Regions from separate parts of the Homo sapiens genome. Here region 2 is linked to region 1. Evidence: chromatin loops called from intact Hi-C (ENCODE). Cell type or tissue: heart left ventricle. All regions are shown on one strand. Links, peaks and the distances in the headings refer to the core of each region. The heading gives the core; the rest is flanking DNA.

The links. Hi-C counts contacts between places; a loop is a spot of excess contacts. Peaks named below come from ENCODE experiments on the same cell type or tissue, not always from the same donor. Only the 100,000 strongest peaks of a DNase experiment are listed, where the experiment ranks them.
Region 2: it touches region 1 in a loop (2.8-fold over the local background); 42 of 110 quality-filtered maps call a loop at or near these places.

The regions. Positions count from the first base shown.
Region 1 is chr2:239,034,238-239,037,132 of GRCh38, reverse strand. No RefSeq gene overlaps it. Among named protein-coding and RNA genes, the nearest start is that of MIR4440, 33 kb to the left of the region's middle. RefSeq lists an enhancer at 635-1,254. In heart left ventricle, for the core only: CTCF peaks have their summits at 1,464 and 1,670 (motif pointing left); a DNase peak (open chromatin) is centred at 1,672; H3K27me3 peaks cover 726 bases.
Region 2 is chr2:240,135,004-240,137,898 of GRCh38, reverse strand. COPS9 (COP9 signalosome subunit 9) reads left to right here and starts at 1,594. Exons shown (of 3, transcript NM_001163424.2): 1 at 1,594-1,677. The coding sequence starts at 1,615. RefSeq lists enhancers at 1,073-1,182, 1,193-1,292 and a silencer at 1,733-1,782. In heart left ventricle, for the core only: no CTCF peak of the experiment used is centred there; a DNase peak (open chromatin) is centred at 1,528; H3K4me3 peaks cover 1,966 bases; H3K27ac peaks cover 664 bases.

The sequences.
Region 1 (2,895 bases), core at 189-2,688:
GTTCTCTAGGGGGAGGGCATGGGGTCTTCATCTGATCCCAAGGAGGTCAGCTCCCCGCGTCTCGGGATGATTCTGAAGCCCTCAGCCCATCCTCGATGTCCTGAGCCCCCTGCTCGGCCCTCAGTGGGGCTGGCTGTTCTGCTGCTGCTACTCCATTGGTTTTTCCTTCTCTCCTGCAGGGCACCTCGGTTCAGGGACAGGTCTTGTTACCTGGGGCGGTAGGAGGTGCTCACAGAGTGTTTGGGGTACTCCCGAGGTCAGGGCTGAGCTACCAAGGTCAACACAGAAGAACAAGTGCAGGGTCTTGGATAGACCCTACCCAGCCTGGGAAGGCCCCGTGCTGCTGCTTCAGGGACGACGCTCTGCCCTGTGCCAAACCTGCAGTCGGGACTGTGCCCAGCAGCCCAGCCTGGGAGACTGATGGGTGAGGAGGCAGGGTCCTCCTGCCGGCCTTGGAGTGCAAAGGCAAGAGGGAAGCCAAGGAGAAAGCCCCCCAGAGGAGGGCTGGGCACCCTCCCCGGGCCTGCGTGCCAGACGCACCAGGCAGGAAGCAGGAGGGGGCGGGGCAGAGCAGGGCAGGGCAAGAGCAGGTTGGAGACTCCTGAGCAGCCTGGCCTGAGTCCCTGGATCCTTCCTGTGGCTGCGCTGTTTTCCCCTGTCCCCACTGTGGTGCCTGTGAGCCTCTGCTGTGGGTCGCAGCAGGAAAACCCTCTTCCCCCAGCCCGCTGGGCCCAGGCGGAGCTGGGACTGCAGATTCACCAAGGATGCCTGCGTGACCCTGTCCAGAGATTCTTTCCCGCCAAAAGCCAGCTGCATCCCACCCATCACCACAGGGACAGTGACGCCTGGCCAGGCAGGGGCATTCAGGTAGTGGCACTCTGCCCTCTTGCACCTCTGAAATGTTCGGGCTGCTTGGCAAAGGAGCTAAGAAGACTTAACGTGGCACACACTGCACGTTTCACAACTGAGTGACTGGGAGCCCCTGACCCCTGGCTGCCTCTCACCTGGGGACCCCACCTCCCCTGACCCCTGGCTGCCTCCCCCTGGGGACCCCACCTCCCCTGAACCCTCACTCCTGACCCCTGGCTGCCTCTCCCCTGGGGACCCCACCTCCCCTGACCCCTGACCCCTGGCTGCCTCTCCCCTGGGGACCCCACCTCCCCTGACCCCTGACCCTAACCCCTGGCTGCCTCCCCTGGGGTTTTGGCATCACTGGCACCTAGCCCCTCTGCTAATCTCTGCCCCCACCCAAGGCCCCTCCCACAGCTGGCCTGGGGAACTGAGTTGCTCATTAGGCCTGGTGGAGATTAATGTCATCAACTCCAGGCGATTTTCGCTGTCATTAACGGTGTCCAGTCCCCTCCAGCAGGAGGGAGGACGCGCCCACTGAGGCCGACTCTGGAGGCCTCCGAAGGCCGCGGTGCCCACGCGTGGAACGCCCTCCAGGCCTCGCTGCAAGGAGGTAGAGTGGCAGGGCTGCACGCACCTGACTCCAGGCTGGCCCAGTTTAGGAGACTTGGCCCACGGGGGAGCCCGCAGGAGAGCGGGGCTGCTAGGCTAGGGGGTGGGCGCGCCTGGCGGGGACCCCCACCTGCCCCGCCCCACCCCACCCTACCCGGCTGCTCCCACACCCAGGCCCCGCTGGGGAGGCTCGTGGACTCCATCGCCACCTGGTGGTGCTGCCTGGAACCGCGGCCTCATCCGGAGGCCCCACCCCACCCAGTGCCCGCCAGCCCTGGTCCCAAACCCTGACCCCAGCCAATGATGGAGGTGACAGTGGTGCGGCCTGCAGAAGCCAGGCGCCTCAAACCATTCCCCAATATTCTGGGGAGACACAAAACTGACAAAGTGAGACTCCCCCCACCCCCCTGGGAAGCGCAGGGCACTTTGGTGGACCTCCTCTGCGGTCTCCTCTGCCAGAGGATCCCAGGGCACAGTCCACCACTGCCCCATGGAGCAGCCCGTTGCTTTCTGGGCGGTGAGGACCCGGGACGTCCTGCCTCGTGCTGGGCCGGGATGGCTGCTCTGCACCCGCAGCTCCCACGTGGCCCTAAACACCTGCTTCACTCCTCACTGTCTACATGGGCTGCCAGGCACTGCCAGCCTCTCCAGGGGCTTTCATGGTGGGGACAGAGAACAGACATACAATGGCGTATGTCAGGATGCTGGGAGATGCGCCAACTAGGAAGGTAGGGCAGGGAGGTTGGGGGTGACGGAGGGGCAGGGCAGGGGGTGACAGGTAGGTGGGCCAGGGAGAGCAGGGAAGGGTTGCTGGGGACATGCCAGATGGTGCAGAGGAGGCAGGAGGCTGGGGGGTGGGGAGCAGGGCAGGAGGGCCTTGGCTTTGGACAGGATGAGCCGAGTTCTCTGTTAGTTTATTTAGAACCTTGGATAGTTGAGCCTAGAGCTTGAGAAATAGAAGCCTGGCTGGAAATAGAATCCTGAGCCTGTCAGCAGTTAGGTGGCATTTATGGCCACAACATGGAGCAAAATAACGAGGGAGCGAAATAACAAAGAAGAGAAGAAACACCGAGCCCCAGAAAAAGAGGCTGGAGAGAAGAGGAACCGGCAGAGGAGGCCAGGCAGGGTGAGCAGTGTGTGGGGCTGGGGAAACCCAGAGTGGGGGGCTCCAGCGATCAAGGGGTCAGCAGAGGGGAAGGTGCCATCCATGGACCGAGGAACAGCCGGGAGATTGAGCACCATGAGCACACAGCCCCCAACACCCCAGCTCCTCCGTGCTGCACACACACCCTCCTGGCACACCTGGGCACCCGCCAACCTGGTGTTCCACCGTAAGCACAGCACTGGGAACCAGATCCAACCATCAGGATGTGGTTCCCCCAGAGCGATGGGCAGGCCTCACTGGTCAGGACTTCGCGTCTGTTTCACCCTCAT
Region 2 (2,895 bases), core at 214-2,713, 1.1 Mb before region 1:
AGACCAGGCTCAGCTCCGAACAGCACAGGCAGTGGGGGTTTGCGGCTGAGGAGCAGGTGGGGTCGCGGGTGGCAAATGACTGGGAGGAACACAGTGCGGGACGGGATGCTGGCTCGGCCGACCCCGCAGGGCTTTCGCTGAAGACAGGTCTGGGCCATCAGACATCCTGGGGATGCTGGGGGACCAGGAACCCGATCCAATATCCAGGGTGGGGGGCTCTGGCTAAACCAACTTAGCAGGGCTCTCTGCGAAAACTGAACCTGACAATGCAGTGCACAGATGGGCCTGGGAGGAGGTTAGGAGGCCACCGAAGTCTGGCTGAGCAAGGAATCTTTGGCAAAGTCTAGTTCCAGGACCTGTTGCTCTCTCTCCTTCCCTCCCCTGTTCTTCCTCTCTCCCTCTCTTCCTCCAACCTTCTCCCTCCTCTTACCCCTTTCCTTCTCCTTTCCCTCGCATTTCTGTCACATTCTTTTTTGTTGTTTTTTTCATTACGGTAAAACTTCACAAATTGTTTCCATCTTAACCACATTTCAGTGACGTTAAGCACATTCACGAACTGTGCAGCCATCACCAGCAGCCTCTACAGATCCTTTTCATCTGTCAAGGCTGAAAATCTGTCCCCACTAAACACGAACTCCCCATTTCCCCTTCCCCAGACCCTGATAACCCCCTTCTACTTTCTGTCTCTATGACTTTGACTCCTCTAGGGGCCTCGGCTGAGTGGAATCATGCGGTGTTTGTCTTAGGACTGGCCCGTTTCCCTCGGCAGAGCGTCCTCAATGTTCCTGCGCGTGGCAGCAGGTGTCGGCATTCCCTTCCTTTTAAAGGCTGAGTAATGTTCCACAGTGTGCATGGCCCACATTTGCTTATGCACGTATCCATCGATGGGCAGGGACAGCGGGGGACGCTTCCCTTTTTCATTTATTATAAATAACGCTGCTGTGAACGTGGGGTAAAGACGCCCCTTGGAGCCTCGGCTTTTGGTCCTCTGGGCTTGTGCCCGGAAGGGGAGTGCTGGGCCACGTGGGTGTCCGTGTTTGATTTTCTGGGACCTGCCCCCCCCCGTCTCCCGCCCCGGCTGCCGCGTCTCACTCCCCGCCGCGGTGCGAGGGGCCCCGTGTGCCGCGCACCCTTCCACCCGTGTTTTGCTGTTTTTTTGACTCTGGGCGTCCCAGGGGTGCAGCGGCCGTGGGGCCCTGGTTTGCTTTCACCTCTTCATCTGCTCACTGGCCGCGAGTGTGTCTTCTTCAGACAAACGTCTGAAGGTCAAGCCCTGGGCTCCTGTGAACCCGGCCGTCTTTGCGGCAGAGTCTGAGGCTCCTTCTTTATTCTGGATCCGGCCTCTGGTCGGAGGCGTGCTCTGCAGGCACTGCTCCCATTGCTGGCAGCCTTTTCTCCCCGTGGCCGCCCGGCCGCCCATCAGAGGCGTTGCAGACGCCCGCCCTCGCCAGCGCAAAGACAAACGCCGGTGGCCGCGGACGCGCCGGCGGCCGGGAGCACCCCAGCGGGCGGGCACCACAGAGGCGCGGTCCTCCGGCGTCTAGATCTGCCATGTGGCGCGCGCCGGAAGCGGCTCTGAGGCCGGAAGTGAGCCTAGAGCGCCGCGGCCCCGAGATGAAGCCGGCGGTGGACGAGATGTTCCCCGAGGGCGCCGGGCCCTACGTGGACCTGGACGAGGTGGCACGGGCCCGGCGGGAGTCTCCGAGCGTGGGGAGCGGGGAAGGGGGAGCGGAAGGGCGGCGTCCTGGTGCGCGGGTCCCGGGGAGGGGAGGCCGGGCGGGTGGGCGATGGGCGCGGCTCCCAGGCTCCCTGCCCCGCGGAGAGCAAATCCCGGTTTCTCCGAGCACCTGGTGAAAGGCGGCGACCGACCGCGGCGGGAAGCGTGTGCCCTAGCCCGGGGGACCAGGAGGCGCAGCCTGAGGGTTGAGTGCCTGCTGGGTGCCCCCACGGCCCCCGGGAACACACCCGTGGTCAGAGGAGTTGCGTTTGCTGCTCTTCGATGGCTGCAGCACCCCATGGGGGCCCGCGGTGCGTCTCCATAACCTCGTGTGGGATTTGAGCTCGTGTTAGGGGATTTGGGGGAAGAAAGTGGGCTTTACTGTGCCTTGGAAGCGAGGATAATTCTCCGATTGGGCCTCTTAATCTTAACTAGAATGAGGGAAGACTGGAGCAGCCGTCATTCCTGTCGGAGCGGAAAAGGAGACATCTGGCATTTATGTGCTTTGCGTAGTGGCCTCGTTCTTCTTTTTAATTATACAGGATTATACAGTCGTCTTGGGGTTTTGTTGGTCTCTATTGTGTTCACAGAGTGACCTTGTCTGATGTGAGCGTTCTGAGATGGTTTATGGTCAGCAGGAGAGCACCACAGCCTAGCTCAGAGTGGCAGGCCAGCTCCTACATGTCAGGGCCTTATGTGCTCTTTCTCAAAGCTTAGGGGCTGCAGAGGTGGTCAGAGGCAGCCCTTGTGCTTGTGGAGGTAATAGCATGGCAGAGCGGCTGATTGCAAATACCAGGTGTCATAGAAAGCCGAAGGCGCACCGACGGATGGACCCTCAGGGCTTTGAGGGGGCTCAGCAAAGGTACAGCTGAGGAGTCGACTCTGTGGCCAAATGCTGGGGGACACATTGGTGTTTGCCAGGTAGTGGGGGATGAAGGCCCGGCAGGAGCAGAGCCCTGGGTTGGGGGATGCCGACTGGCTCACCAAGGGAAGGGAATGTTGTGTCGTTTAACATGGTTGAGCGTGCAGTGCCAGAGAGAGGGGAGACAGTGGGTAGGGACTCTCTCCCTACCCAGATCGTGAAACCATCTGGAACCATGCTAAAGAGGGTGGCTCTGTGCACCCCGCTCCCGAAGCACTTCCATTAAACCCAGGCTTCTCAGTCCTGTTTTACAGTC